Regions from separate parts of the Homo sapiens genome. Here region 2 is linked to region 1. Evidence: read pairs that join two places in POLR2A ChIA-PET (ENCODE). Cell type or tissue: PC-3. All regions are shown on one strand. Each heading gives the region's core, and the rest is flanking DNA. Links, peaks and the distances in the headings are about the cores only. Region 1 has its middle 61 kb from the start of HECTD1. Region 2 overlaps HEATR5A (HEAT repeat containing 5A).

What was found. ChIA-PET counts read pairs that join two places held together with the same protein. Peaks named below come from ENCODE experiments on the same cell type or tissue, not always from the same donor. Only the 100,000 strongest peaks of a DNase experiment are listed, where the experiment ranks them.
Region 2: POLR2A ChIA-PET joins it to region 1 with 7 read pairs; 6 of 35 experiments call an interaction of 5 or more read pairs at or near these places.

The regions. Positions count from the first base shown.
Region 1 is chr14:31,260,649-31,276,585 of GRCh38, forward strand. No RefSeq gene overlaps it. Among named protein-coding and RNA genes, the nearest start is that of HECTD1, 61 kb to the left of the region's middle. RefSeq lists a silencer at 5,035-5,329 and enhancers at 9,535-9,829, 9,625-9,674. In PC-3, for the core only: no CTCF peak of the experiment used is centred there; DNase peaks (open chromatin) are centred at 3,083 and 5,263; H3K27ac peaks cover 2,532 bases.
Region 2 is chr14:31,310,907-31,326,843 of GRCh38, forward strand. It overlaps HEATR5A (HEAT repeat containing 5A), which reads right to left. Exons shown (of 36, transcript NM_015473.4): 23 at 15,257-15,436; 24 at 12,659-12,898; 25 at 10,593-10,774; 26 at 7,318-7,386; 27 at 4,864-5,043; 28 at 2,062-2,284. It also overlaps the pseudogene ATP5MC1P2. Among named protein-coding and RNA genes, the nearest start is that of HEATR5A, 100 kb to the right of the region's middle. In PC-3, for the core only: no CTCF peak of the experiment used is centred there; no DNase peak of the experiment used is centred there.

The sequences.
Region 1 (15,937 bases), core at 760-5,759:
TGTGTATGTGTGTGTGTGTGTGTGCGTGTGTGTGTGTGTGTGTGTGTGTATGTGTCAACTGGGTTTTTGTTTTGAAATTGGGTCTATTTCTGTCACCCCAGGCTGGAGTGCAGCGGCACAGTCATGGCTCACTGCAGTCTTTACCTCCCAAGCTCAAGTGATCCTCCCACCTCAGCCTCCCAAGTAGCTAGGACCACCACCACATCCAGCTAATAAAAAAATTTTTTTTTGTAGAGATGAGGTCTCACTATGTTGTTCAGTCTGGCCTCAAGTGATGTTCCTGCCTCAGCCTCCCAAAGTGCTGGGATTACAGGCATGAGCCACCATGCATGGCCTGTCATTTTTTTGGTTGTGTAATTTCCATTTCTTCTCCCTATAGAGGATAAACGTTTTATTGTTTATCATGTAGGTGAAATGCAATGCTATGCTGCCCACAATGGAAGCTTAAGTGGGGACATCTTTCCTCTTCTTGAACTGGCGCTCTAAGGTTTTTGGTGGCAACAGAAATTCCACATGACATGTCCTAGAATGTGTGGGTCCCATACACTCTGTGCAAATGCCATTTTTCTAGTCTGGATAGATCCCGACTTCCTTGCCCCTAGTCGGCATAACCTTGAATCTTATTTTTTTTTCTCTCTACAGAATGGTGCCTTAGATTTTCATTAGATTTAGAGTGGAACAAAGTAGGGGGTGCAAATTAATATCAGGATGAATAACTTAAGGAAACAAAAATTCCTGCTTTCAGAGAACTAGAATGAGATAGCAAACAGAACCCCTGAGGACCAGGATCGGTTTAAAATACCTAGCTTTACCATTAAAACACAACTCGAGCCCAGGAGGTTGAGACCAATTGGAACAACATAGTGAGATCCTGTATCTACAAAACACACAAGAAATTAGCCAGGCATGGGGGCTTGTGCCTGTAGTACCAGCTACTCAGGAAGCTGAGGCAGGAGGATCGCTTGAGCCCAGGAGTTCAAGCTGCAGTGAGCTATGATCACGCCACTGCACTCCAGCCTAGGCGCCAGAGCAAGCCCTGTCTCAAAAACAAAAACAAAAACAAAAAAACCCCCACACTAATTAACAACAAAAAAGTGGGGGTGGTGGGGAGATGAGAGGAAGAGTAAAATGAAACACAAAACACAAGACCATCCCTGACAAAAGCAAGCCTTTCACATGAACTCACTACATCTACAAACTCTCCATCTTGTCTTACAGGAAAAAACAGTGGGGAGGGGTTTGTTCAGGGTCAGAGCTGATGGTCCCCAGCACACAGTGGGTGCCCAGAGAATGGGTCTTGTGTGGGCAGCACTGCTGGCTGGCTCGCACAGGGCAAGCCCAACCAAGAGTTTGGTGATTCTGATTGACAGCTTTGATTGGATCTCTTTGGTGTCATCTGACCTTTAGTCAGAAACTGTCTCAGGAAGGATTTAAAGAAGTCAAAGTCTCCCCCCTGCCCCATGAATGAGGACTTAACAAATTCAAAGGCCAGGGGATAGGGCAGGTGGCTCAATCTTGCCTATTATGAGAATCTTGGCTGCCTGCCTGGGTGCACAAAGCAAACGACATTTTTAAATTTCTTCACAGTCCATTAGGTAACATGTAATACCCTTCAACTGAAAGAATTTCAAGTCACGTGCCTAGAGCCTTCTTATTTAGGGTGTCTCTCCCATGGTGACCATGCAGCACCAAAAATATCTTCTGTAGATATTCATGTGACTAGATCTTGGTTATATGTAAACAGGAATTTTCATTTGAGTCATAATTAGTCTCCAGATAATTAACTCATGAGCTTTTGGCTAAGTTTCCTTTGCTAATATTCTCAGGTTGTACTAAAGTTGAGCTAGCAGAAAAGGGTTAGGAGTAAATTCGGTTGGGGAAATTGTTAGTATTTGACACAATACTTCTTAAACCAGTTGAACTTGATTTGTGCTGTAGCCCTTGAATAACTGCTGTCTTCTTAATTTGCTGAATTGGAGAAGTTCCTTGATTTGTTCCTTAATTCCTTAAATAGCTTGTGTTCATCCAGCTCTTTCGACTCCGTCCATGAACACTCTATCTCCTCTCAACAATGATTTGGGCTGTGTTTTGGATCCAGCTGCTTAAGAAGGAATGACTGAGGAGAAGTCAATTGGGCCAAAATTATTCTAGGAGGTGAGATTGAAATGAGTTGACTTAAGCATAAAGCCAAAATGAAACCAGTCACACAGAAAATGTACAAGGTGATTATGAAGTTTGCCTCTAAATTAAACAGAAATCTGTGACAAACTGCATCTCTTGCAGAGTCAGTTCTGGGTCAGCTGGCAGCAACTGCACTCCCTTGCAGATCTGCTCAAGACCTTGTGTCAAGCTGTCTCCCACTTGATCCAAGTCATCCTAGGATCCTTTTCTTGAAAGTCATAAAAATAGGACAACAGATTCATTGTCAACACCAGCCATGACAGTCACTCACTCTGTCTTTTTTTTTTTTTTTTTTTTGAGATGGAGTCTTGCTCAGTCACCCAGGCTGGAGTGCAATGGTGTGATCTCGGCTCACTGCAACTTCTGCCTCCTAGGTTCAAGCGATTCTCCTGCCTCAGCCTCCCAAGTAGCTGAAATTACAGGTGCGTGCCACCATGCCCGGCTAATTTTTGCGGGTTTTTTTTTTAGTAGAGGTGGGGTTTTAGGTTGGTCTGGAACTCCTGACCTCAGGTGATCTACCTGCCTCGGCCTCCCAAAATGTCGGGATTACAGGCATGAGCCACCACACCCAGCAATGTTTTTTGTTTTTTGAGGCCTTTATTAGAAAGCTGATTTAATGTGATTTCATGCTGAAATAAATCTGTATCTGAGGATGCTAAAAGTCTTACTGCCAAGCCAGATCTCAATACAGTCTAAACTGGGAAAGGAGCCTTCATTGGGATGATGGCCAAGAAACTAGTCAGTTGTAGATGTAGCTTAAAAGGTCATTGGCTCACTTGCAAGAATACTGGCAGCTTCAACATTTGCTACACATTCCTCTCATTAGTCAATTGTTTTTAAATGTCTTTTACACTGGAAAACCCAAGAATGTCTCCTGCCTGAATGTACCATTCTCAGCTGATCTCTTCCTGTGAGATGTTAGGAATGAGGTCCTGCAGCATCCCATGTGAGTCACAGGTCAGGAGGCAGGATGCCTCCAGCTTCTTTGCATACAGCCACTCCACTCCCTCCCTGTGACTCAGTCCACACTCTCCGAGAGCATACACAGCATGCCTTGAGTAGAACCTGAAGCATAGACCCAAAAGAATCAGAGCCAGAAAGGATCTCAGATAGCCTGTCCAGTGGGGGGTCTGACCATGTGGCTTACCTGGTACTGAGAAGTTTCACATGGCACAGAACTTTCACTGGTAAAACTGTGGATCTTGTGCCAGCTGAAGCAGGTGGTTGCAATGTGCCCAACTACTCTTCAGAGAAGAAACTGAGGCCAAGGAGGCCGACTTGCCCAAGCTAACAAAATCTGTCAGTGGCAGGTCTAGGATTAGAATCCAGATCTAATGGCGCTAAAGTGTAGTGCTCTTTCGAAGCTGGAATTTTCTTGTATTGCCACAGTGCATTGCACACAATAGGTGCTGAAATTTCTGTTGTGGTTGTTTTTTGAGTTCGAAGGATACGCTTTTCACAGATATGATTGTTCCTAATTAGCAATGGATCTCACTCAAGGTCATTGTGAATCAATGGTGAAATCAGTTCTCTACTTCTAGATTCTGAACAGAACAGTGAGAATGAAGGGGAGGGAAGCTTTGTGAGTAATAACACAAGTGGTTAAGCAAACAGAAGGACTGTGCAAAGATGAAGAGACCCTTGTGTGTAGGTTAACCGAGCAACACAGTAGCAGAGAACACAAAGAAATATGGTATAGGTGTAAACACCAAAAAGTAGGAAGTCTTTTCCTGTCCTTAGAGAAAGAGTATGGTAGAAAAAAAGCATTATAGTTCTGGCAAGGGAAGGTAACCATGGAGATACACACACCCCATGTGGCAATGACCACGTGATGAAAAATAATATCACCTGACATTTGTGGTTGTATGTTTTTCAGGGTCAAAAGAACCTAACTCCCGGCAGTATTCTTTGTCCTTCCAGATCTGAGATCTACCCTGTTTTCCCTGCCAGTTTTCTCTCCTGGATCCTGAGTGTTTTGTTTTGTTTTGTTTTGTTTTTTTGAGACAGAGTCTCGCTGTGTCGCCCAGGCTGGAATGCAGCGGCCAGATTCGGCTCACTGCAAGCTCCACCTCCCGGGTTCACACCATTCTCCTGCCTCAGCCTCCCCAGTAGCTGGGACTACAGGCGCCCGCCACTACGCCCGGCTAATTTTTTTTTTTTTTTTTTTTTTTTGTATTTTTAGTAGAGACGGGGTTTCACCGTGTTAGCCAGGATGGTCTCAATCTCCTGACCTCGTGATCCGCCCGCCTCGGCTTCCCAAAGTGCTGGGATTACAGGCGTGAGCCACTGCGCCCGGCCGATCCTGAGTTTTTTATAAACTTGCACAAATTACCAGGGATCATTAGTCTGTGATGCATAGATCTTTATGATCACTTAACTAAACAGTGCTGTATCCTCTTCAATGCTACAGTCTTCTCACCTACAAGAGGCACCAATGTTATATGTATAAGAGAACAGACAAAGCATTAGGGATGTGACTTGCTGAGGATCAAGACTGGAGAAATGGGCCAGGCGCCGTGGCTCACATCTCTAATCCCAGCACTTTGGGAGGCCGAGGCGGGCAGATCACGAGGTGAAGAGATTGAGACCAGCCTAGCCAACATGGTGAAACCCCGTCTCTACTAAAAGTATAAAAATTAGACGGGCATGGTGGCGGGCGCCTTTAGTCCCAGCTACTCGGGAGGCTGAGGCAGGAGAATGGCCTGAACCCGGGAGGCGGAGCTTGCAGTGAGCCGAGATCGCGCCACTGCACTCCAGCCTGGCGACAGAGCGAGACTCTGTCTCAAGAAAAAATAAAAAATAAAAAAGATTGGAGAAATGTCTATTGGAAACAGGAGCTCAGGAACAACCTATTTATCGTGGAAGTCTTCAGCAACTCATTTTGTGAGGTAGTGCTTTGGCACTTGATTTCTTTTATCTGGGATGGAGCCCAAGGAAGTGGTACTTGGAGAGGGAGCAGCATAAACAAAATAGAAGTGACTAAGCTGTTTTGACACCCATTAAGATGGGTGTTACTCCCCAAATGGAAACCAGCTATCTGCTTTTCTATTTGACCACGCCTTTTCCTGCTGGTGATCTGAAACAGGGTTACCTGTTCCTCTGACTAATCCCTAAAAACGCAGGTGAACAGAGGCTGCGATGACCTACTTTGCAAATACCTGTTACAGTGTTAATCAGTGAACTTTGTGGCCAGACGTCCTCACAGTTGTTCTACTTTACACTGAAGGCCAGGTAGGGAGCAGACTTTGGAATGGGCTTGTGGCCATCCATCAGAAGCAAGGGAGTTGGGAAACAAGTGCTGATTAGAAATGCAAATTATTGGCTGGGTCTGGTGCTGTGTGCCTGTAGTCCCAGCTACTCAGGAAGCTAGGCAGGAAGATTGCTTGAGCTCAGGAGTTCGAGGATCTAGTGCACAATCACAGATCACACCTCTGAATAGCCACTGCACTCCAGCCTGGGCAACATAGCGAGCCTCCGTCTCTAGAAAAAGAAAATGCAAATTATTGGACCTTACCTTAGTGTCGTGATTCAGAATTTCTTTTTGTTTTTAATAAAGATTAACATTTAGAATAGTTTTAGATTTACAGAAAAATTGTGAAGATAGTACAGAGTTTCCATATAACACACACCCAGTCTCCCGTTATTAACATCTTACACTACTAGTATGGTACATTTGTCACAAGTGTTGAACCAATATTGATACTTTCTTGTTAACTAAAGTTCATATTTTATTCACATTTTCTTAGTTCTTACCTAATCTCCTTTTTCTGTTCCAGGATCCCATCTAGGATACCATGCTACATTTAGTCATCGTGCCTTCTTAGGCTTCTCTCTGTTATGACAGTTTTTTAGACTTGCCTTGTTTTTGTCATAAGTCTTTTGTTGTTGTTTTTTGAAATAGGGTCTCCTTCTGTTGCCCAGGCTGAAGTGCAGTGATGTAATCATGGCTCACTGTAACCTCGAACTCCTGGACTCAAGCAATCCTTTCACCTCAGCCTCTGGAGTAGCTGGGACTACAGGCGTGTGCCACCATGCCAGGAGAATCTTTTTTTTTTTTTTTTTTCTTTTTGAGATGGAGTCTTGCTGTGTCTCCCAGGCTGCAGTGCGGTGGCACGATCTCAGCTCACTGCACCTCTGCCTCCCAGGTTCAAGAGGTTCTCCTGTCTCAGCCTCCAGAGTAGCTGGGACTACAGCTGCCTGCCACCATGCCCGGCTAATTTTGTAGTTTTAGTAGAGACCGGGTTTCACCATGTTGGCCAGGCTGGTCTTGAACTCTGACTTCAAGTGATCCACCCGCCTCAGCCTCCCAGAGTGCTGGGATTACAGGCATGAGCCACCCAGACCAACAACCCAGGAGAATCTTTTGATTGTAGAGGTGAGATCTTGTTATATTGCCCAGACTAGTCTTGAACTCCTGGCCTTAAGCGACCCTCCTGTCTTGGCCTCCCGAAGTGTTGGAATTACAGGCGTGAGCCACCGTGTCTGGTCCCAGACTTTCCTTGTTTTTTATGACCTTAACAGTTTTGAAAAGTACTGGTCAGGTTTTTTGTTTTTGTTTTAGAGACAGAGTTTTGCTCTTGTTGCCCAGGCTGGAGTGCAGTGGCGCGATGGCTCACCCCAACCTCTGCTTCCCAGGTTCAGGCTATTCTGCTGCCTCAGCCTCCCGAGTAGCTGGGATTACAGGCATGTGCCACCATGCCTGGCTAATTTTGTATTTTTTTTTTTTTTTTTTTTTAGTAGAGACAGGGTTTCTCCATGTTGGTCAGGCTGGTCTTGAACTCCCGACCTCAGGTGATGCGCCCGCCTCGGCCACCCAAAGTGCTGGGATTACAGGTGTGAGCCACTGCGCCCAGCCTGGTCAGGTATTTTTTATAGAATGCCCTTCAACTTGGGTTTGTCTGATGTTCTTCTCGTGATTAGATCGGGGTTATGGGTTTTTGGGAAAAAGACCACAAAGTGCCACTCTTATCATGTAACAAGTGTACACTAAGGTAGTTCTGTCATTTCCCCACAGTATTCTTTTTCCTCTCCCCTTTCCATATGTATTCTTTGGCAGGGGAAATCACCATGTGCAACCCACACATAAGGGGTGGGGAGTTCAGTTTCACCTCCTTGAGGGTAGAATATTTACATAAATTATTTGGAATTCTGCATGGGAGATTGGTCCATTTCCATCATTTATTCATTTATTTATTTATATCAGGAGAGACTTATAGACGTTTATTTTACATTTCGAGTTATAATCCAATAATCTCATTTTCCAGTTTTGGCCTTTTGGGCACTCTTGTGGCCCTGTTGTCCACTTGACACAACCCCACTGTTTGTTTGTTTTAACACTTCGTTACTTTCTGGCATTTAATTTTTTCTTCCAGGCACTTGTTTTTAATTTCCTGCCACTTCTCTTTTTTGACAAGCTTTTCAGATGTTTCTCCCACACTACATTTGAACAGCTATTGACGGGGAAGAGCTCTCTATTTTTGAGATCATAAGAGTCACATTGGGCCCTTGTTAACAATAAGAGTTTCATGCCTCTTCTCTGAAGATTCCAATTTAGTAGTTCTGGAGTGAGCCCTAAGGGTCTGGAATTTATAATAAGTATCTCCAGATGGTTCTTACAATCAGGAATGTTTGGTAAACAGCGCCTTAAGGTCATTTTAATTAAGACTTCTTTGTCAAGCTTAATTTAGATAGATAACCACAATCCGTAGTATTGGAAGAGTGAGTCTCTGTAGTTGGAATTCCAAGTGTTTTCAAATACACTATTTCATTTAATCCTCATTATTCAAATATGAAGTAGGAAGAACATTTTGTAGGTGAGGAAATTTAAACCCCAGATAAGAAGGTGGCTTTCCTAAGATCACACAGTGGAATGCATCGCCATACCATGATCAATAGGCAGAGACAAAAAGTAACACAAAATCTCTTGTGTTTTGGGATTTGGAATAGCATTACTAAGTAAGATGACTAAAAAGATAGGATGTCAGTCTGTTGATAGGACTGATTTTTTAGCAATAAAGATTTATAATCTAATAGTAAAATTGATCTACCTAAGCAAGCCACCGTTTCCAGTACCTTTCCTTCCATCAAAGTGTACCATGTTCACATTTTTTGAGTGACAACTATGTGCCAAGTATAGCCTGCTCTCCTAACTTCTTTTCAACTGGTTCCTTTTTCAAAACTTTAGACATAAGCCAGGTGTGGTGGCTTATGCCTGCAATCCCAGCACTTTGGAAGGCCAGGGTAGATGGATCACTTAAGGTAGGGAGTTCGAGACCAGCCTGCCAACATGGTGAGACCCCGTCTCTACAAAAATTAGCTGGGCATAGTGGCACATGCTTGTAATCCCAACTACTCAGTTGGCTGAGGCAGGAGAATCACTTGAACCCGGGAGGCAGAGGTTGCAGTGAGCCAAGATAGCACTACTGCACTCCAGCCTGGATGACAGAGAGAGACTGTCTCTAAAAAAAAATAAAATAAAATTGAGATATAAATCTCCATGAGTTTCCCACAGCTGCCATAACTAAGTACCACAAACTAACTTGCTTTAGGCAACAGAAATTTATTCCCTCACAGTGCTGAAAGCTAAAAGTCCAAAATCAAGGTGTTGGCAAGACCATGCTCCTCCCCAAACCTCTAAGGGAGGATGTTTCCTTGCTTCTTCCAGCTTCTGCTAGCCCCAGACATTCCTCTGCTTATGGCAACATAACTGCAATCTCTGCTTCTTCTTCACACAGCTGTCTTCTCTCTGTGTTGTGTTTCTGTATCTTCACATTGGGGGCTCCTCTTTTTATAAGAACTCGAGTCAGATTCGATTAAGGGCCCACTCTACTCCAGTATGATTTCATCTTAACTATTTATGTCTGACTCCCCATATCCATTAGCAATCACCTCCCATGCCCCCCTTTTCCAACCCCTAGCAACCACAAATCTACTTCCTGTCTGTATGGATTTGCCTATTCACAGGCATTTCCTATAAATAGACATTTCATGTAAATAGAATCATAATAAGAAGGCTTTTCTGTTTGGCTTCTTCTGTTTTCAAAGTTCATCTACACTGTAGTGATAGCAGCAGGAGGCAGACAAATGCCTAGGCAGTTAGGGGCGGGTCCTTGGTGAAACCCCACCTTCAAGCCCAACATAGTCTGAAGGCTGAAAGATTGGACTCCTGGTTACAGATGAAACCTGCGACCCTGAGTGAGAACTTCTGTTCCTGTTTGCCCACCCTTTCCTGATTGGTTCTTTCTGAATAATGCTTTTAAACCAATCAAATGTTACCTTTTCCAATACTACCTATGGCCCTCCCCTTCCCCATCCTGTGCCTATGAAAACCCCCAGATTCAGCCACACTGGGGAGATGACCCAACCTTCCTGTCCCCTCTCTGCTGAGAGCTGTTTTGTCGCTCAATAAAATTCTCCGCCCTCATCACCCTTCAATTGTCAGCATGACCTCATTCTTCTTGGATGTGGGACAAGAATTCAGGACCCACCAAGCACAGGTACTCAGAAGGCTGTAAACATTGTGGCCCTCTTCCCTCCACCAGCAGAGGGCAGCCTCCCAATGTCACAGGAAGCAATGGTAGGGCCAAGCCAGCCCTGGAGCCAAGGGCCAGAGCTGGGCAAGGGCCTGTCCAAGCTGTTAACACACTGCTGTCCATCAGGCTGCAGATGGTGGGACTAAATGAGCTAATTAGCACGTTGTAACACTGCTTCTGGGGCTTCAGGGTTGTAGGCACCCTTGCCTGGGCACCACTGCATCCCCTTGGGATGTGGCAGGACACACCTCGTCCAGCTGCAAGCACTGCATGGAGCCCACTCCTGTGCTGAAGTTTGGAATGGCTGGTCAGATCCCATACTCACTCACACACACATCCTCTCCTGCCAGGGGCTGAGCATGTAGTCACAGCAGCAGCAGCAGGAGCCATGGGCTGGAGTGCAAGCCAGACATGGCCCGGTGGGCCAAGCAGATGGGATGTCTGCTGCTTCAAACCTGGCAAAGGGGCCAAGAAAAATCCTGCATTAGTAGCATGTATCAATGCTTCATTCATTTTTATGGCTGAGTAATATTCCACTGTTTGGATATAACACATTTTGTTAATACACTCATCAGTTGATGGACACTTGTGTTGTTTCCACTTTTTGGCTATTATAAATAATGCTGCTATAAATGTTCATGTACAAGTTTGTGTGTGAACATTTCAATTTTTTCATACCTAGGAGTGGAATTGCTGGATCATATCATAATTATGTTTAATTTCTTACCATTTAGAGACCTATTATACAGCATGGAGACTACAGTTAATGACAATATAGTGTACTAAAAAAATGCAAATAGAGTGTTCAGATGTCATGGTGCACACCTGTTGTCCCTGCTACTCAGGAGGCTGAGGTGGAAGGATTGCTTCAGCCCAGGGAGTTTGAGGCTGCAGTGAGCTATGATCATACCAGTGCACTACAGCCTGGGTAACAGAGCAAGACCTTGTCTGAAAAAAGAAAAAAGGTAAATGGAGAGGATGATAAGTGTTCTCACCACAAAAGTGATAATTATGTGAGGTAACACATTTGTTAATTAGCTAGATTTAACTATTCCACAATGTATATATACTTCAAAACATTGTGTTCTACACAATACATAAAATTTTCTCTGTTAATTAAAAAAAAATCAGCAATGTACAGAGGTTGTAATTTTTCTACATCCTCCCCAATTCTTTGTATTGTCTGTATTTTTTTTATCATAGCTATGAAAGGAAAATAAATCTTGGGGCCTCAAAATCACTAAGTTAAAGGGTAAAGTCAAGCTGGGAACTGCTTAGGGCAAACCTGCCTCCCATTCTATTCAAAATCACCTGCTCACTGAGATAAATGCATATCTGCTTGCCTCTTTGGAGAGGCCAATCAGAAACTCAAAAGAATGCAACCGTTTTTCTCTTATCTACCTATGACCTAGAAGCCCCCTCCCTGCTTCGAGTGGCCCCGCCTTTGCTTTGAGTTGTCCTCTTTTCCAGGCTGAACCAATGTTCATCTTACATATGCTGATTGATGTCTCATGTCTCCCTAAAATGATAAAACTAAACTGTGCTCTGACCACCTTGGGCACATGTCGTCCGGACCTCCTGAGGCTGTGTCATGGGTGTGTGCCCTCAACCTTGGCAAAATAAACTATCTAAATTAACTGAGGCCGGTCTCACATATGCCGGGTTCACATTTTGGTAACCACGAAGGGATTCTGAGTGGAGGTGCACCTGATCTTTGACGAAGTTCCTATCGGTGCTTGGTACCAGCATGACCTAACCTTATGGCTTAAACCAACAGGACAAATTGCTGAGGTTTGGGAGCACACCCTCCAGAGGACCCCTGATCTCCCAAAATTTGGTTGAGATCTAAAGTTTATTTTGCTGTACAACTCCCCCCAACACCTTTTTTTTTTTTTTTTTTTTGTTTTACTTGCTTCCAACAAGGAATGCAAGATTTCTTGCTGATGTTGGAAGGCAGGCTCCTTTATGGAGTTTGAGCTCGCTCCCAGCAGGGAAGACGAGTTCAAGTGTTTCCTGCTTCAAGGATGGTAGAGAGCAGTCTTCAGCCTGAGACTCATCCCTAGGTAAGTAGCTGAATTGTCTTGGCTAAAGTTTAACAACCAGCTGGTCTTAATTTCTCCTTACCATTAGAGCACTCAGTGACCAAGTCTACCTGACTTCCTCAAATCCAAGAGGGACTTCCAAAGCCTCTCTAATTTGGCTAAAATTCCTTGCAGCTACAAAAGAGGAAAAAAAAACAACCCATGTGTTTGGTTTCTGTGTTTGCTTCCTCCTTAAAAAATGAAATGTTCTTTCATTTACTTTTCTTCCGCCCTGTACCTCCTTCCCTCTTTGCCACCTGTAGTATCAGAAAATCTAGAGAAGGCTTCTAATAACTTGAACCCCTTTAAAGAATTCAGAACAAAGTCATCACTCATCCCTTTTGGGGTGTTCTGTTTTCCTTGTGGTGTTTCAAGAGTCCTGGGCAGATTCTTCTTAGGTCTAAAGCTCTGTTTTCCTGTATTACATGAGCTGACCTCTTTGGCTTTGCAGGTAACCAGAGATGACCTTGTACTGTGAGAGGATTTGACCCTGGCATGTGAAATGGCAGATGAGAGCTAGAAAGGTAAGGGTGGCTGAGCACAGTTTACAGGAAGTGGTCTTCGCTGTTGTTGTTGTTGTTTTTTGACACAGAGTTTCGCTCTTGTTGCCCAGGCTGGAATACAATGGCGTGATCTCAGCTCACTGCAACCTCTGCCTCCTGGATTCAAGCAATTTTCCTGCCTCAGTCTCCTGAGAAGCTGGGATTACAGACATGTGCCACCATGCCTGGCTAATTTTGTATTTTTAGTAGAGACAGGGTTTCTCCATGTTGGTCAGGCTGGTCTTGAACTCCTGACCTCAGGTGATCCTCCCACCTCAGCCTCCCAAAGTGATGGGATTACAGGCGTGAGCCACTGTGCCTGGCTGTTTTTTTTTTTTTTCCTCCTAGGAAGTCGTTGTTTAAGGATCCTAATTCTAGTTTGGAGATGCATTCTAAAGGATCTTCTCTATCCCAAAACTAATTTCGATTTGGCTTGTCTGTGAACAATTGCATGAGGAACTGAACTGTTGTTTTCATAGGTAAATGAGAAACTGAGTTTTCTCAGTTTGAAAGAGAAAGGCATTTTGCTCCTCCCAGACAAATGGTGCCCCTGGGTGACCGGGGGGCTCATGGGAGTGTCTGGGTGATTGACCCCCCAGATGATGTGTAGCAGCCCTACAGGGAAATCCCCAACAAAAATTAATTTTGAAAAAGGCAGCCGGGTGTGGTGGCTCACACCTGTAATCCCAGCGCTTTGGGAGGCCAAGGAGGGCGGATCACCTGAGGTCAGGAGTTTGAGACCAACCTGGCCAACATGGTGAAACCCTGTCTCTACTAAAAATACAAAAGTTAGCTGGGTGTGGTGGCAGGTACCTGTAATCCCAGCTACTCAGGAGGCTGAGGCAGGAGAATCACTTGAATGTGGGAGGTGGAGGTTGCAGTGAGCTGAGATCATGCCACTGCACTCCAGCATGGGTGACAGAGCAAGACTCTGCCTCAAAAAAAAAAAAAAAAAAAAAGAAAAAGAAAAAGCTTGTCCAGGAAATGCATATGAGGGCTGATCACCCAGTGTTTTGAGCTCTCTCAGAGGTCATAGAACTCTGGAGAGAGAAACTGAGATACATAAGAGGGTGGAAATGACTCAGTGGTGACACACTGTGGAGTCCTGCCCACAAGCAGTACACATCAATCTACCACTCAAAAACCTTAGGCTACAGCTCAGTTCCTCCTTTTAGGAAAATAAGTAGGAAACAAATCATCTAAGAATGAGGAGAAAACAAGGAGAATGGCCCCCTTTCAAGTAATCCATAGGTTTTATGGCACCTCTACTTGCCAGAGTTTATGTAAAATAGAACTAATATGGTCTTTGTGCATATTTACATTAAGGAAAAAGAGCTCTAAAATCTGTTTGGGAAAGGACTGTTAATGTCGTTTCAAAGCTAAACTATAAACTAGGTTCCTCCCAAAGTTAGTTTGGCCTATACCCAGGAATGAACAAGGACAGCTTGGAGGTTAGAAGCAAGATGAAGTCAATTAGGTCAGATCTTTTTCACTGTCTCAGTTATAATTTTGCAGTTCCATAGTTATGGTTCCATAACTTTAAATGATGACTATCACAGTTTTCATAAGTAATCTAGGTAAATAATGAAAATAAAATAATTAGGTAAATACAATGGGATAGTTGTAGACAAACTTGTCATAACTTAGAATCTAAAGTTATATTAAATTAAATAATATGGCTGGGCATGGTGGCTCATGCCTGTAATCCCAGCACTTTGGGAGGCTGAGGTGGGCGGTCAGGGGTTCAAGACCTGCTTGGCCAACATAGTGAAATCTTGTCTGTACTAAAAATAATAATAAAAAAAAATTAGCCAGGCATGATGGTGGGTGCCTGTAGTCCCAGCTACTTGGGAGGCTGAGACAGGAGAATTGTTTGAACCTGGGAGGCAGCGGTGGCAGTGAGCTGAGATTGCACCACTGCACTCCAGCCTGGGTGACAGAGGGAGACTCTGTCTCAAAATAATAATAATAAATAATAGGTATTTTATTATTTGGGTATTTTCCAATAAAATTATATTGTAGAAAAACATTCTTTCTGAAAAAATGTGTGTCCTTTTAAAAAGGTGAAAAAGTTTTGTCTGATTCAAAGCTTATTTAAAGGTTATATATAAAGCAAGGTAAAAAGGGGTTGGGCATGGTGGCTCACGCCTGTGATCCCAGAACTTTGGGAGGCTGAGGTGGGCAGATCACCTGAGGTCGGGAGTTCAAGACCAACCTGACTAACATGGAGAAACTCTGTCTCTATTAAAAATACAAAATTAGCTGGGCGTGATGGTGCATGCCTGTAATCCCAGCTACTCGGGAGGCTGGGGCAGGAGAATTGCTTGAACCTGGGAGGTGGAGGTTGTGGTGAGCCAAGATCATGCCATTTCACTCCAGCCTGGGCAACAAGAGCAAAACTCCATCTCAAAAAAAAAAAAAAAAAAAAAGCCAAGCTAAAAAGAATCATGAAATAAGAGAGATGTAAATAAAGTTATAAAAATAAGCCAGGCATGGTGGCTCACAACTGTAATACCAGAACCAGAACTTTGGGAGGCCGAGGCAGACGGGTCACCTGAGGTCAAGAGTTTCAGACCAGCCTGGCCAACATGGTGAAACCCCATCTCTACTAAAAATATGAAAATTAGCCAGGTGTGGTGGTGGACGACTGTAATCCCAAATACTTCGGAGGCTGAGGCAGGAAAATCACTTGAACCCAGGAGGTGGAGGTTGTAGTGTGTTGAGATTGTGCCACTGCACTCCAACCTGGATGACAGAATGAGACTCCATCTTGAAAAAAAAGGAAAAAAAAAAGTTATAAAAATAAAGAGGTTTTTTAGTTTTTTTTGGTAAGAAAACATAAAGAAAAATAATTTCATATGAGAAAGAATCTTGTGTGGCAAATTTAGTCCTAGAATAAAATGACTGTTTAAGAAAGAAGGATGTTCAGGACAAACCAGAAAGTCAAAGCATGTCATGAACAGTCTATGTAAGTCACAATAAGAAGATTTATTAAAAAAAACTTTTATATGATCAAGTTGTCTATAATTAAAGTGAAATTATAATGGTCTTTTCAGAGACTGGGCTTGATGTATAAAAAATCTTATACACTATATAATTGGTTACAACAATGAAATTTTCTTAAGGGATTGATTTACTCTTAATAAATTATGAGAGATTTTAATTTATTTTTTATTTTTATTTTTATTTACTTTTTTGAGACAGAGTCTCACACTGTCACTGAGGCTGGAGTGCAGTGGCACGATCTCGGCTCACTGCAAGCTCCGCCTGCCGGGTTCATGCCATTCTTCTGCCTCAGCCTCCGGAGTAGCTGGGACTACAGGCACCCACCACTACACCCAGCTAATTTTTTGTATTTTTAGTAGAGACGAGGTTTCGCTGTGTTAGCCAGGATGGTCTCGATCTCCTGATCTTATGATCTGCCCACTTTGGTCTCCCAAAGCGTTGGGATTACAGGCATGAGCCACTGTGCCCGGCCAAGAGATTTTAATTTTTTTTAACTCAACGTTCACCTTTATTGGATCTCACCATTTTCATTTTCTGTCCCCTTTTAACCCTTTTAAAGGGCGCAAAATAGTAACACTCTCCTTCAACTCATTTC
Region 2 (15,937 bases), core at 6,129-11,128, 56 kb after region 1:
AGGAGGGTGAGGTGGCAGGATCACTTGAGCCCAGCTGTAGTGCACTATGATTGCTCCTGTGAACAGTCATTGTACTCCAGCCTGGGCAACCCAGCAACACCCTGTCTCTAAAAACCAACCAACCAACCAACCAACCAACCAACCAACCAACCAACCAACCAACCAACCAAATACACACACACAAAACTAGTAGAACTTTACAGGCTCATCCTAAAATTCATATCAAAAAGTAAAAATACAATGATAGCTAAGACATTTTGGAATAACATGAAGAAGATTAAGAGCGGCTACAAAGTAACCAACCCATAAAATGCAGTACTAGTAACTGATTAAAAATAAGAACCCTATCCCTATTTCCACACACACAAAATAAATTCCAGTTTTACCAAAGTTCAAAATGTAAAAGGCAAAACTGTAAAGCTTGTATGTCTTTATGATCTTAAGTTTAAAAATGTATGCGGTAACATACAAAAACACAAACCATAAATGACTGACTGATTACATTCTTTTAATTTTTTTTTTTTAGAGAGGGACTTGCTCTGTCACCCAGGCTGGAGTACAGTGGCACGATGATAGCTGCCTGCAGCCTCCAACTCCTGGGCTCATGAGATCTTCCCACATCAGCCTTCTGAGTAGCTGGGACTATAGGTGTACTACATCACACCCAGCTTATATTAGTTTAAAAAAGGTAAAAGAAAAGGACAAGTTACAGACTGAGAGAAAATACTTACAAGACATGCAACCACAAACGAATAGTGTTGTGTATATATATATATATAAAAAAGATTAAACAATCAGGAAGAAAACAATTGTTATAAATGAATTTCTGATGCTGCAAAAGAAACAGCACTCGGATATAATTTTAATTTCCTCAGCAAGGCAATTTACTTTTGCAAAAGGGTGTCACTCGCATCAATCAAGATCGCAAGTGCACACCAAACAAAGGAGACAAGGGGGTTTTTATATCCTAATGTGATCTGTATCTCTGTGTTCTTCCCCCATGGGCTGTGGACTGCACAATCTGAGCTGACCCGAATGGCCACTTGTATATATTTTTCTAAATATGGAAGGGAGGGGGACGTGAGGTCCAGTGGTGGAGCATGTGGGACGTGCAGTTTCGGGAGGACAATGGGTACAGGTAACCAAAGGAACAGATGTGAGTTATCAATTAAAACTGACAGGGAGAGGGTAGGCTGTTTACAGTAAGTAGAGGCAAGGAGAAACAAGAAAGTTGAGTTTGAGAACAAAGGGTAAGGAAGTTAAAGGCTAAATCTTTTGAAGAGAAACTCAGAAAGATTCATTGTATCTTACAACAAAATAAATACCAAATAGCAGATGGGCAAAGATTATGACTACATTATTTATGGAAGAAACAACTTAAAGATTCTTAATCAAGGAAATAAGAAAATAAAACAATGAAATATTTCATAGCCATCAGATTGGCAAAAATTATTAAGTATGATAATACAGTGTGGAGAAATGAAAACAAGTTGCTGGTGGGTGTGTCCTTTTTTTTTTTTTTTGAGACAGAGTCTCACTCTTGTCACCTAGGCTGGAGTGCAGTGGCACGATCTCAGCTCACTGCAACTTCAGCCTCCCGGGTTCAAGCAATCCTCCTGCCTCAGCCTCCCGAGTTGCAGGGATTACAGGCACTCACCACAACACTTGGCTAACTTTTGTGTTTTTAGTAGAAATGGGGTTTCACCATGTTGGCCATGCTGGTCTCGAACTCAGGACCTCAAGTGATCTGCCTGCCTCAGCTTCCCGAACTGCTGGGATTACAGAAGTTTGAGAACAGCCTGGCAACAAGGCAAAACCCCATCTCTACAAAAGATACAAAAATTAGCTAGGCGTGGTGGTGTGTGCCTGTAGTCCTTGCTACTTGGGAGGCTGAGGTGGGAGGATCGCCTGAGCCCAGGAGGCAGAGGTTGCAGTGAGCCAAAATTGCACCATGGCACTCCAGCCTGGGAAACAAAGTAAGACCCTGTCAAAAACAAAAAAAAAGAAAAGAAAATGTGTTACTGTCACTCTAGGAATTATCTAAGTATTTTATCTCCTTACCTTCAGCAGGAAGTTGGGAGGCAAATTCTGAAGGCAAAGTTAAAAGAGCAAAATCCTGAAGTGCAGCAAGCCAGAGTCTGCTTAGTGTGCCAAGATCTGCATAGACTAAGTCAAGCAGTCCATCTGATGAACATGATCCATTTCTGATACCGTCTTCTAAACAGGTGGTAGTCTTCAAAGGTTGTCTGTGGTTTTTATGTCTTTGCACAGCAATTATGTAGACCTGTTAAAGGTTAATTTAAAAACAGGAAAATCTTTTATCTGCTGAAAAGGTGCTATAAAATTTTTATATCTTCCTGAAGAGGCAGACTTACCTTTGAGCATACTGGACTTGAAATGCACTGTGATATCAAGAAGGCCTGTCTGTGTAACTACACACAGAAAACTGGGGTAGAAAGAGTCAAAAATACTATCTTCAATGAGATGCATTAGGGATAACAAATATCTGGTAAATATGATGCCACTTCTCACATTTACAATCATAATATTATATCACGGCACTCTTTCTCACTAAGCCTGGTATGGCCTAATAATCCATCTTAACATACAGCTACAGGTAGCCATCTCTTAACTGAAATACTGAATATATTTTCATTCAAATGTATCACTAAAGCTCTATAAAAAGTGTACACAAATAGATTTAATATGGATTATAGAATGTTAAAGTAAGCAACACAGTGTATAACATGCACTATCCCTTTATCTACAACTCTAAAATCCAAAAAGCTCTGAAAAAACCTAAGTTTTTGGCAAACTAATCTGGTGGAAAACTGATGAACTTATGTGAGGCCATTTAAATCTATATACACAACACAGTATAAATATTCAAACATTAATGTGTTTGATTATAGATTCTATGGTATTGCCCCAGACTTCCCAGATATATATTGGTCAGTCATTATTTATCTTTATTGAAGAAATAATATGAGGAGGTAACAGGCTTAAGCAAAAGCACAGAGATGTAGATTCAGTCTATTTTATTTTATTTTTATTTTTTTGAGAAGAAGTCTCACCCTGTCACCCAGGCTGGAGTGCAGTGGTGCCATCTCAGCTCACTGCAACCTCCGCCTCCCAGGTTCAAGCAATTCTCCTGCCTCAGCTTCCCAAGTAGCTGGGATTACAGGTGCGCACCACCATGCCTGGCTGGTTTTTGTATTTTTAGTAGAGATGGGGTTTCACCACGTTGACCAGGCTGGTCTTGAACTCCTGACCTCAAGTGATCTGCCCGCCTCAGCCTCCCAAAGTGCTGGGATTATAGGCGTGAGCCACCGCGCTGAGGTTATTTTATTTATTTATTTTCTTTTCTTTGAGATGGAGTTTCGCTCTTGTTCCCCAAGCTGGATGGTGCGATCTTGGCTCACTGCAACCTCTGCCTCCCGGGTTCAAGCAATTCTCCTGCCTCAGCCTTCCGAGTAGCTGGGATTTACAGGCATATGCCACCACGCCTGGCTAATTTTTTTTTTATTTTTAGTAGAGACGGGGTTTCTCCATGTTGGTCAGGCTGGTCTCGAACTCCTGAACTCAGATGATCCGCCCACCTTGGCCTCCCAAAGTGCTGGGATTACAGGTGTGAGCTACCGTGCCGGCCTAATTTATTTATTTTTAAAATTTTATATAGAGATGGGGTCTCAGTATGTTGCCCAGGCTGATCTTGAACTCCTGGCCTCAAGTAATCCTCTTGCCTTGGGCTCCTAAAGTGTTGGGATTACAAGCATGAGCCACTGCACCTGGCCAGACCCAGTTTATTGAATCTAGGCACAACTACTTCCTAATGAAGGTTGTGCTAAATAATGACAAAAATAAAGATTCTACAACTTTCAGGTTTAAAATACCTCTACTGGAGGAAACCCTTTTGTACATGTTGGTTAATCTCTTAGATGAAATCTGAGATTACATACCTTCATTAAAATGGTATGTGAACTGGGCCAGGCGTGGTGGCTCATGCTTGTGATCCGAGCACTTTAAGAGGCAGAGGAGAGTGGATCACTTGAGGTCAGGAGTTCAGGACCAACCTGGCCAACACGATGAAACCCCATCTCTACTAAAAATACAAAACTTAGCTGGGCGTGGTGATGCATACCTGTAGTCCCAGCTACTTGGGAGGTTGAGACACGAGAATCACTTGAAACTGGGAGGTGGAGGCTGCAGTGAGCTGAGATTGCTCCATTTGTACCCCAGCCTCGTCAACAGAGCAAGACTCTGTCTACAAAAAAATTATATGTGAACCAAGATTGGTCATGTTTGGTAACTGCTGAAGCCAGGTGATGGGTATATGTAGATTCATTATAAATACTATTAGGTCTACTTTTGCAAATGCTTAAACATTGCATAGTAAATTAAAAAATACTATAGCTTTCTCCTTTATTAGGAAAGTAAATAAGCATCTTACTGTAAGATTTCTTTATCCTTGGAAAATAAAATAACGACTACTTACTATTCAAAAATCATTCTACGAAAGAGCATTAGAAAGCATTACATGCTACAGAGTTGATAGAAGATACAAGGAGACCCAAATTTCCAATAATTCAGGATTCAATAAATGTTGATTTCCACTGGCTACTGTAAGTCTCTCTGGCTCATAAGTAGCACTGCTTAAAGTAGGAGATAATAGACTACGGAAGACTCTTTAAAATGCTTGACTAACATATTAACATATAAATACATCACATGTTGGAATTCTTTTTGTTTAACCTTAAAAATGAACTTATTTGTAGTTCATTTTAAACAGTAAATTTCAGTTTATGGCCTAAGGTGTTTATTAACAACTTCCAAAATTCCAGTTACAAATTAAGAAATACCAACCTCTGCCCAGGCTTTAAGCACAGCTAAGATCTCCATGGTAGAAGCACTTTCATTATATAAGTGACTTAGAGCTTCTTTTCCAGCCTGTATTTTAGTTAACGATGAAACAAGCAACTGATGAACTCTTCGGAGATCATTAAGGTCACTTACAACTCCACTTGCTATCCAGGCACTGCAAACCTAGTTTTCAAGAAATTAAAAGTTATATTTTAAAATTATAAGTATCTCCCTTGGCTGGGTGTGGTGGCTCATGCCTGTAATCCCAGCACTTTGGGAGGTGACGCAGGCAGATCGCTTGAGCCCAGGAGTTTGAGACAAGCCTGGGCAACATGGCAAAACTCTGTCTAAAAGAAAATACAAAAATTAGCTGGGCATGGTAATGTGCACCTGTAGTACTAGTTACTCAGAAGGCTAAGGCAGGAGGATTGCATGAGCCCATGAGTGTGAGGCCACAGTGAGCTAGGATTGAGCCACGTATCTAGACCTCTAGATTGGGTGGCAGAGTGAGACCCCATCTCTTAAAAAACAAAAAACAAACAAAAAAAGCCCATCTCTTAAAAAAAAAAATCTCCCTTGTGAGTTCAGCAGAGCTCACTCACATTTCAAGAATCTAGTCACTGAGACTATATTGCTATTGCTTTCGAGAAATCCTATGGAAGGAGACTGATAATGATAGTCAAAAGTCAGCATTTCCAAAGGGAACGAAGTCTAAGGCTGAAGCAAGGAAATCAGTGCTAATGAGTATATAAATTAAACATTTCTAGATGTATTAATATGGAGAAATGAAGCTATGAAATAATAAAACCCCAACAAAAATTTTGATTGTTTTGAAGACAGTGTAATTTTAATCTTAAAAACAAAACATCATTAATTCTACAATGCAAAACATTTACTCAAGCTATGGTTTTTCCAGGTGCCATGATATTTCTCTCTCGTTTTTTGGGATAGGATCTTGCTCTGTAGCCCAGGCTGGAATGCAGTGGTGGCATTACAGCTCATGTAGCCTTGACCTCCACAGGGGGATCCTCCCACCTCAGCCTCCTGAGTAGACAGGGCCACAGGCACATACCACCACATCTGGCTAATTTTTTATTTTTTTATAGAGAAAGGATCTCCCCGTGTTGCCCAGGCTGGTCTCAAACTCCTGAACTCAAGTGAGCCACTTGCCTGCGCCTCCCAAAGTGTTGGGATTATAGGAATGAGCCACTGTGTCCAGCTGATATTTCTCTTTTTCTAAGGAAAACTTATTTTTCCTCTTCTGTGTATTTGTTTAGTTCTTGTCTCATCTCACAAAATATTTCAAGTGGCTTACAGCAAGAACACACATAGTAAAGTTATAATAAATTAGAGATTCATACATTTAATGTAGTTCTCTGAATAGTAAAAGCACTCAACTATTTCCCAAGTACAATTAAATAAAAGAAAGTTGAAAGAACTGACTAAAATTAGTTTTTCCCACTATGCTTATAATTAATTTATTCATGCCAGTCCTGCTTTTAATTAGTTCAGGTCATCCCGGGCTAGATTTTTTTTTTTTTTTTTTTTTTTTTTTTGAGATGGAGTCTCCCTCTATCGCCCAGGCTGGAGTGCAGTGGCATGATCTCAGCTCACTGCAGCCTCTGCCTCCCCCAGGTTCAAGTGATCCTCCCACCTCAGCCTCCTGAGTAGCTGGGACAACAGACACCTGCCACCACGCCTAGCTATTTTTAGTAGACTGGGTTTCACCATGTTGGCCAGGCTGGTCTCTAACTCCTGACCTCAAGTGATCCACCTGCCTTGGCCTCCCAAAGTGCTGGGATTACAGGCGTGAGCCACTGTACCTGGCCTAGGGCTGGATATTAAGTGTCTGACAACGCAGTCTGAGAAAAGCAACTGTTTAAAATTGTATATTGTATGGCTCTTAAGTATATGAAAAAGTGCTCAATCTCACTTGAAATACAAATCTAAACTATCCTGAGACAGACTTTTTATTGTATCGTATAGACAAAAATGTAAAAGTTTGATGACTCACAATGTTGCTGGGACTGTGGCAAAACAGGTACTTGTATAACATTGCTGGTGGAAATTTAAATGGTAAACACCTCTAATATCCATCAATTATCCATCAATTCAATTTTGGGGGAATCCATCAATTCAATTTTGGGGAATTTATCTCACAGATATGCTTACACCCAGTGAAATGACCTATGCACAAGGTCACTCATACAGCACTATTCTAATAGCAAAAGAAAAAAACCCAATGTCCGTCAATATGGAACTGGTTAAATAAATTATAACATATCTATATAGTGGATTATCATGCAGTTATCAAAAAGGAAGAGTAAGTTTAAGAAGAAAAGTGTAAGCTATGATTGACGGTAAGACAACCATAAAGAAAAAACATTGGTAAAAAAATACTAACTGGAGGACTGCTTCCCAAGATTATCTCTTAAGCTTCATCTTTTAACCATTTACCTGACATGCTTTGGCAGTGACATCAGGTGGTGTCTCTGAAGTGAAGGCTGGTCTAAGCGCTGCTCCTACCTGGCAAGAAATTACATGACATATCAAACATCAAGAAGTAAGACAGCACAAGTTCTCCCTCTTTTTAATGTTATTTTAAAATTATTTATTTATAACAGGTATTATGGACAGCTGTTGTTTTGTCTACCCAGTGTATCTTCCCCTGTTTTTAGATAACAACATCCCAATTTTACCTTCGGGGAACGATCTTCTCTCCCCCTTTATTTTTTTTTGAGACGGAGTCTCGCCCTGTCGCCCAGGCAGGCTGGAGTGCAGTGGCGCAATCTCGGCTCACTACAGCCTCCGCCTCCCAGGTTCAAGTGATTCTCCTGCCTCAGCCTCCCAAGTAGCTGGGATTACAGGTGCCTGCCACCGCAACCAGCTAATTTTGTATTTTTAGTAGAGACAGGGTTTCACTATGTTGGCCAGGCTGGTCTCCAACTCCTGACCTCAAGTGATCCAACTGCCTCCTCCCAAAGTGCTGGGATTACAGGTGTGAGCCACTGTGCCCAGCCTCTCCCCAACTCTTAATCCATATTGTTGTTTTGGAGCTGACAGCATTGCCTGGCTCCAGGGACTCATGCTGGGATAATGAAGGCTCTCAAGACTTTCACTGGGAGTACTGGGAAAGAAGCACTGTATCTTTCTGAGGCCCTGGGTGCTAAGAGAGCCATCTTGATATCACTTGGAGAGAATAAACCTGAGAATAAGTCCACTGTGGAAGAAAGCAGAGACAATTAAGAGATTCCTAATAATAATTTTCCTTTACTGCTTGAGTTCTAATTGTATTTCTAGCACTTGCGATTGTAAGAGGGCTAAAAATATAACAGAACTCCTCTTAATTAAGTTGAATTATAATATTTCATTCTAATATAATAGTTCTTTTTTTTCTTTTTTTGAGACAAAGTCTCACTCTTGTCCCCCAGGCTGGAGTGCAATGGCATGATCTCGGCTCACTGCAACCTCCACCTTCTGGGTTCAAGTGATTCTCCTGCCTCAGCCTCCGGAGTAGCTGGGATTACAGGCGTCTGTCACCACATCTGGCTAATTTTTGTATTTTTAGTAGAGATGGGGTTTCACCATGTTGGCCAGGCTGGTCTCGAACTCCTGACTTCAGGTGATCCGCCTACCTCGGCCTCCCAAAGTGCTGGGATTACAGGCATGAGCCACCGCGCCCGGCCTCTAATATGACAGTTCTACGTAACTTTAATCCCTTCATTTTGCTTTGTCCCTAAGCATATGTTGGTATTAGCTGAACGAAGTCATGAAGACTGCTAATCAACTGATGAACTGCTCTGGTCTCCCTAACTGCTAGCCATCAGAAGTTGCTTCTGAATAATAATGAGAGATCTCCTTGGATGAATGCTGCTAGAGGATTACAAGACAGCTAATGATTTTGTTATCTTCCTTGTTCTTCTTAAATTGTTCAATGGACCAGTCAAATAATCAGTTAAAAAGATTACAAAACCAGTAATAGAAACCTGAATCCTTGGGCTGGGGCTGGTGGCTCATGCCTGTAGTCCCAGCACGTTGGAGGTGGAGGCAGACAGATCACTTGAGCCCAAGAGTTTGAGACCAGCCTGCGCAACATGGTAAAACCCTGTCTTTACAAAAAAACACAAAAATTAGCCGAGCGTGGTGGCGTGTGGCTGTAGTTACAGCTACTTCAGGTTGCAGTGAGCCAAAATCATGCCACTGCACTCCAGCCTGGGCAACAGGGTAAGACCTTGTCTCAAAAACAACAACAACACAAACCCCACAGAAATCTGAATCATTTCCTAAGTCTAGAAAATAAATGAAAGAGGTTATATATATTATGAAAATTAACCTTTATTTATTTATTTATTTATTTAGAGAAACGTTGTGTTTAATGGTAAAGCTTAGCACACCCCAGCACCAGGAATGGCGCGGAGTTGCAGCTGCAGGGACAGGCAGGTGACCCTCACGGAGCCTCACATGGCGAACAGGATGAAGAAGGAGATCATCAAACAGAAGAGCCCCATGGCCTCAGACAGGGCAAAGCCCAGAATGGCATAGAAGAGGAGTTGCTGCTTGAGAGACAGCTTCCTGGCATAGACAATAATCAAGCTGCCAAACACCGCTCCAATGCCAGCCCCTGAATCAGCCACACCAACTGTGGCTGACCCAGCACCAATAAACTTGGCGGCTGTGTCAGTGTCCCGGGAGACAACACTGGTCTGGAACTCCCGTCTGGCCACCTGGAGTGGGGAGCTGCTGTAGGAAGGCTGTTTAGATGAATTCTCTGGGCTATTCAAGGAGAAGGCAGACACAGGCCTGATTAGACCCCTGGTACAACAGCAGATCAGAGCTGGAGAAATGAGTAATACCCCGGTGGTCTGCATTTTTTCAGTCTCCCAGCTTTAGCCCTTGGTCTCAGCACTCAGCTTCCCCCACCCGGAAAATCAACCTTTAAAGTTACAAAACACTTGTTTTTTTATTTTTGTTTTCTTTAACAGGGCCATTTTTTTTCCCCCTCTCTGGAGATGGAGGTCTCCCTATGATGCCCAGACTGGACTTGAACTTCTGGGCTCAAGTGATCTTCCTGCCTCAGCCTTCTAAGGAGCTGGGACTACAGGCATACTGCCCTGCCCAAAAGACATGTTTTATGTACTTTGCTTTTACTTGAAGCTTTATAAAATATTAGCTGAAAGATTTCTTCTTCAAACACATGTACTTTCTATATATGGAATATACTGGTGATACGTTAGCAGAGATACCTACTCATTTACGAGGTGATATCCCAATTCGGTTCATAGACAGATCCTCCCCCCTTTCTTCCCTCCCTCCCTTGCTCCCTTCCTTCCTCTCTTCCTTTCTCTTTCCCCCTTTCTTCTTCCTCTTTTTTAACTTTCCCATCCTCAGACAGTTTCAGACTTTTTTTTTTGAGACAGGGTCTGGATCTGTCACCTAGGCTGGAGTGCAGTGGCACAATCTCGGCTCACTGCAACCTCCGTCTCCCAGGCTCAAGTGATTCTCCCACCTCAGCCTGAGACTACCGGTGCACTCCACCATGCCAGCTAGTTTTGTATTTTTGGTAGAGATGGGGTTTCGTCATGCTGCCCGGTCTTGAACTCCTGGGCTCAAAGCTACCTACCCGCCTTGGCCTCCCGAAGTGCTGGGATTACAGGCATGAGCCACCATGCCTGGCCTCATAGACTTTTTATCTGTGTGTTTAATAATAAAATTCTCTAAAAGAAAGTGCTTACATTGGCTTGATACTGTTCCAGAATCACATGACCTGGAAACTCTGGTTCTGGAACAGTTGCAAATCGCCGAATAACAACTAACAGCATTTCAAGGCCAGAAAGACGGAGCTGGTCACTGTGATCTGTGGCAGCCATAAAAGCCATGCGAATTAAGTCAGCAAGATGCAGTACCAAAAAGTCATCTATAAGATTAAAAAACATATTGGGAGAAAAAAAGATTAGAAAATATCAAAAAAATGTGCTGGAACTAAGACTTACATTAAGTGATAATTTTTCCTCCTTTAAGTACCTCTGACTTGATATACTGTTTTTGCTGTTTGTTAAATAGAGACTTTAAAGCTGGATTTAATGTACACTGCAAATACACACAAGAAAACTGTCCCAAAGCTAGTAAGTATATCCAGCTACTCAGGGCAGAATTAGCATTTTTTAAGTGTCCTAATAGTATCTTCAATAAAATTTTGTTCAGCTTTTATGATAAAAGTACATTAGTTGGTATGGAGGAGACTTTGGGCTTTGACTAATTAAGCAGAAATTTATTTTCTTTATGTCAGGTTGAAGCTAAGACATAATGTTCCTTTAAAAAAAAGTTTTATGCGGCTCTTTCTATGAACGACAATATCTTATTTTTACATATACTGCCAAACATACAAATGGTGGGAGTATAAAAAACATTTCTAGTCGTAGAAATGATAAATGGTAATTCCTTTCATTCCTACAACACATTGTTTGGTATAACATATCTCCTGTGGAGAGATATAAGAAAATCATTTAACAGAAGAAATCACGTCTTAGTAAATGCCAACTACAACTTTAACTGAGAGCACAGGAATCAGTTAAGTATCTACAGTATGTAAATTTTGTAACTGTAAAGTATCTAGCAAAGTGCTCATCACAAGAGACTCAATAAATGCATACTTAAAAATAATTAAACCAGAGATACCTAATTCATACTCAGACTGGCAACAGCAACATTTTGCTTTGTAATTCTTTTGTCTGGTAAAGAATACTTCTAAGGAATTTAGAAATATGCACTGTGGACAGGTGTGGTGGCTAATGCCTGTAATCCCAGCACTTTGGGAGGCTGAGGTGGGAGAGTCACTTAAGCCCAGAAGTTTGAGACAGCCTGGGCAACATAATAAGATCTCACTTCTACAGAAAAATTAAAAAATTAGATGGGGATGGTGGTATATGCCTGTTGTCCCAGCTACTCGGGAGGCTGGGGTGGGAGGATTGCTTGAGCCTGGAAGGTTGAGGTTACAGTGAGCTGTGATCATGCCACTGCACTCCAGCCTGGGTGACAGAGTGAAATGCTGTCTAAAAAAAAAAAAAAAAAAACACAAATATGTATTGTGTCTTTGAACATATGAGCTTAAGTGAATTTAAAAAATCAGACATCAAACCATAAAGGCAAACATAAATAGGTAAAAATAATACAGTTAAACAGTAAGAGGTGGTCAAAATGGTCTTACAATCAGGTTTACTTAACACTGAGAAAGGCTCAAATGTTTTTTAGTTAATATCTATGATACTAAAATAATCTGTAAGCAAAAACTGGCCCAAGTTACAAACCAGGAAATAATTTTTGAGAACTAGTAAATGTTCATACTATTTCCCAAGAACCAATTATTTTCTATAAACTTAATGCATTGCACCTGCTCATTAAAGTGAATGCCAATATAAGAAGCTTAACCATTAAAAATGTATTTAAACATGAAGTGATGTGAACACGGCTCACTGCAAGCTCAAACTCCTGGGCTCAAGTGATATTCCTGCCTCAGCCTCCCCAGTAGCTGGAACTATAGGTGCATGCCACCATGCCTTGCTAATTAAAAAAATTTTTTTAATAGAGACAATGTTTCATTGTTGCCCAGGCTGGTTTCAAACTCCTGGGCTCAAGTGATCCTCCTGCCTCAGCCTCCCAAAGTGTTAGGATTACAGGTATGAGCCACTGTGTCTGGCTAGTTTCATTTTAAAAAAATATTTTAATATTTTAAATATTAAAACCATAAGCAGACAGCATTTTTACACATATCATTTGGTGTTTTCATCACTATGTCACTTACTTCTTGAATCTCTTTTTTTCATTTCTTGTGCTAAAGCAATGTCAAAATGTGCACTGTTAGCATTCTCACATTGGTTAATTATCCTACAGACACATTCAGCAGCAAAGACTCTAGTAGCCCATCGGGGATTGGTAAAAGGATGGGATTTTTCATCACGTCTGGTGGTCAGGACTGAGGCATCATCCCCTTTATCTCCTTCTTCTTCTTGCATTGTATCCACACAAGTTACAGCTGTAAAATCTTTTATTAAAGGAGAACATATGTAATTATAATCAACTGAAAGATATATATATATATATCAAAAGGAACAAAAAAATGACTTCAAATTCAGACTAGAATTGCTCAACTATCAATTGCTACTGATCAATCATCTTTTTAATAACATCAAATAATTAGGTCTAATAACTACATACAACTAAACAGCTGTCTAAAGGAGATGCTGTTAAGAACTGTTCCAGGTCAAAATGACCAAGCTGTTAAATTATACTCAAAGTAAAAAACAAACACAATAAAAAATATTTAAAAAAACAAACAAACACAATAGTAGATACTGAAATAATTATCAATCCCCTGCAAGTAGATGGATGTACTTAAGGAGACTCAAAATTCTCGGGTGTGGGTGGGATACATTGGGAAGGCTGTTTTAACACTGGAGCCTTGCATGGATTTCAGGAGGTTCCTGAATCTACTGAAATTGTCTGAAAATATTTTTCTTAGGATAGACTCATTGCTACCATTACAGTATCAAAGGTGTAATGATAGCTGGTCACTGAGTAGTGAATTATCTCCTCTACTTATTAACTGTTACACTTACAAACTGTTTAACAACTGAAAATGGAACTAATGCTATGAAACAAACCAAACTGCTTTTCTTATATTATCCCGTATGTCAATATTTTTTTGCACGTTAGAATACCAAACATGTCACAAATAAAGTTATGGTCAAGTTAACAGAGCCTGGAAGGTGTTTTCCTGAGAAGGTATGGAGCCAAACCTCAGAAGATGAAGAATTAATGGCAAGATAAAATTGAGCAAGCTCAGGGAGTATGAATGCAAAATTTAAAAAAGATAATTGAGACACCAGGAAAATGTAATCAGTCTATGCACACATGTATTTTCTTTTTTTTTTTTTTTTTGAGACAAGATCTTGCTCTGTTACACAATCATGGCTCACTGCAGCCTCGAACACCTGGGCTCAGGCGACATTTTCTTTTAAAGAAGTCCTTGCAATTTCTTGAGTAGTGGGGAACAGAAGAGAAAATTAGAAAAATAAAATATGTAAAGCGTAATAGTTGAAACAGCCAGTGTAAACCATTGGAAGAGGGACCAATAAGAATCAAGATAGTCAGAGCAGAGAATACAAAACATTCCAGGAATTTGGTGTTAACTTTTCTCCTATCACACAATTCAGACATGAGAGCTACATTAAATTCTAAGGCTTGGGCAACTGAGTTGGGAGCACTGAAGTACAGTGGAAGGCTTGTGGATTTTAAAAGTTGTGTAGGCGTAGGACTGAATCTGTCTATGTCTTCAGGCAGGTTACCTCTCCAAGCCTATTTTCTCTTCTATAAAACAGAATAAAATTGTCTATGCATAGAATGGGTTAAAGGCTTAAATCAGATAAATTATATACAGTTCTTGGAAAATAACTGGTTTTTCTCTTCTCTCTTCCTCTCATTTATTTTCTCTCTTACTCCAAGGATACAAATTTTAAAGATTTGAATATACTTTCTCATGAACAATTATCTTGTATTACTAAAGACATTAGGGTAATAACAGTTTTCTAATACTACTTGAAATTAACATTATTGTATGTAGTGAAACTGGCTTGCTCAAAATGTCATAACTTTGTATAACTTTCTCTTATGGTGACTAAGTAATTTCATACGGTGCGAGGGGTGGGGTGGGTATGTATGAACATATGTATGTATGTATGTATGTATGTATGTATGTATGTATGTAGAGACAGGGTTTCACTCTGTTGCCCAGGCTGGAGTGCAGTGGTGTGATCTTGGCTCACTGCAACCTCTGCCTCTCGGGCTCAAGCAATCCTCCCATCTTAGCTTCCCGAGCAGCTGGGACTACAGGTGTGAGCCACCAGGCCCAGCTAATTAAAAAAAAAATTTTTTTTTGTAGAGATGGTGTTTTGCCACGTTGCCCAGGCTGGTCTCAAACTCCTGGACTTGAGCAATCTGCCTGCCTCAGCCTCCCAAAGTGCTGGGATTATAGGGGTAAGCCACCACACCTGGTCTCAAATATTTGTTGTATGTATGAAAAGAAATGATGGGAACAATATACATCAAGTCACACCTTTTAGGGCATAAACAATAACTTTACTTTTTAATTTGTTTTATATAGGAAAGTCATCTAAGACAGCCAAAGGGAAAAAGAGCAGGCTTAAGTATTGGATTTATATTGTTCAAATTACAGAGAATTCTAAAACACTAGAAATACAATCTTCATTTGAAGAAAAGCAACAATCAGACAGTCAGAATCCAGCTAGTTAGACAAGACTGATGAATTCTCAGTGGTAAACAATTTTATGTAAAGTTTCAAATTTCAATTTTATTATTTTAACTGATAATGTCCAATACTTACCAGCTGATGCAGCAAGTACATCTTTACAAAGCTTTAACCACAGGGAGAGTTTTTCCACTGCCATAGATGTAAGCATATAATTTAAAGTCTCTTTGATATCATGGCATAATCTCTCATCTGTCTCCTTGTCTAGTAAGATCAACAATGCCCCCTCAAGGCCAACTTCTCTGATGTTAGCATCTGACAAGAAGAAAATCAATTATCTAAGTAATACAGAAAACAAAACTACCATATCAGAAGCTCACACATTCAGTAGTTATTCAAATAGTAGATAAAAATACATCTTAAAGAACTAGCCCAAATACTGTGCTTTAATCTACTGAGATCCATTTTAGTTCACACTTGAATTTTGGGATTTATGATCCTATATAGCAGTATTTTATGTAATGTCACTGAAAAAAAGTATTCATATGTTATTATTAATATGTTTTCTTAATCAGGTAAAAAGTTTTACCCAATTAGTGTCCAATACTTACAAAATTTTTTTTTCTTTATTCGAGACAGAATTTCACTCTTGTTGCCCAGGCTAGAGTGCAATGGCACGATCTTGGCTCACTGCAACCTCCGCCTCCCAGGTTCAAGCAATTCTCCTGCCTCAGCCTCCCTAGTAGCTAGAATTACAGGCACCCGCCACCACGCCCAGCTAATTTTTTTTTATTTTTAGTAGAGATGGGGTTTCAC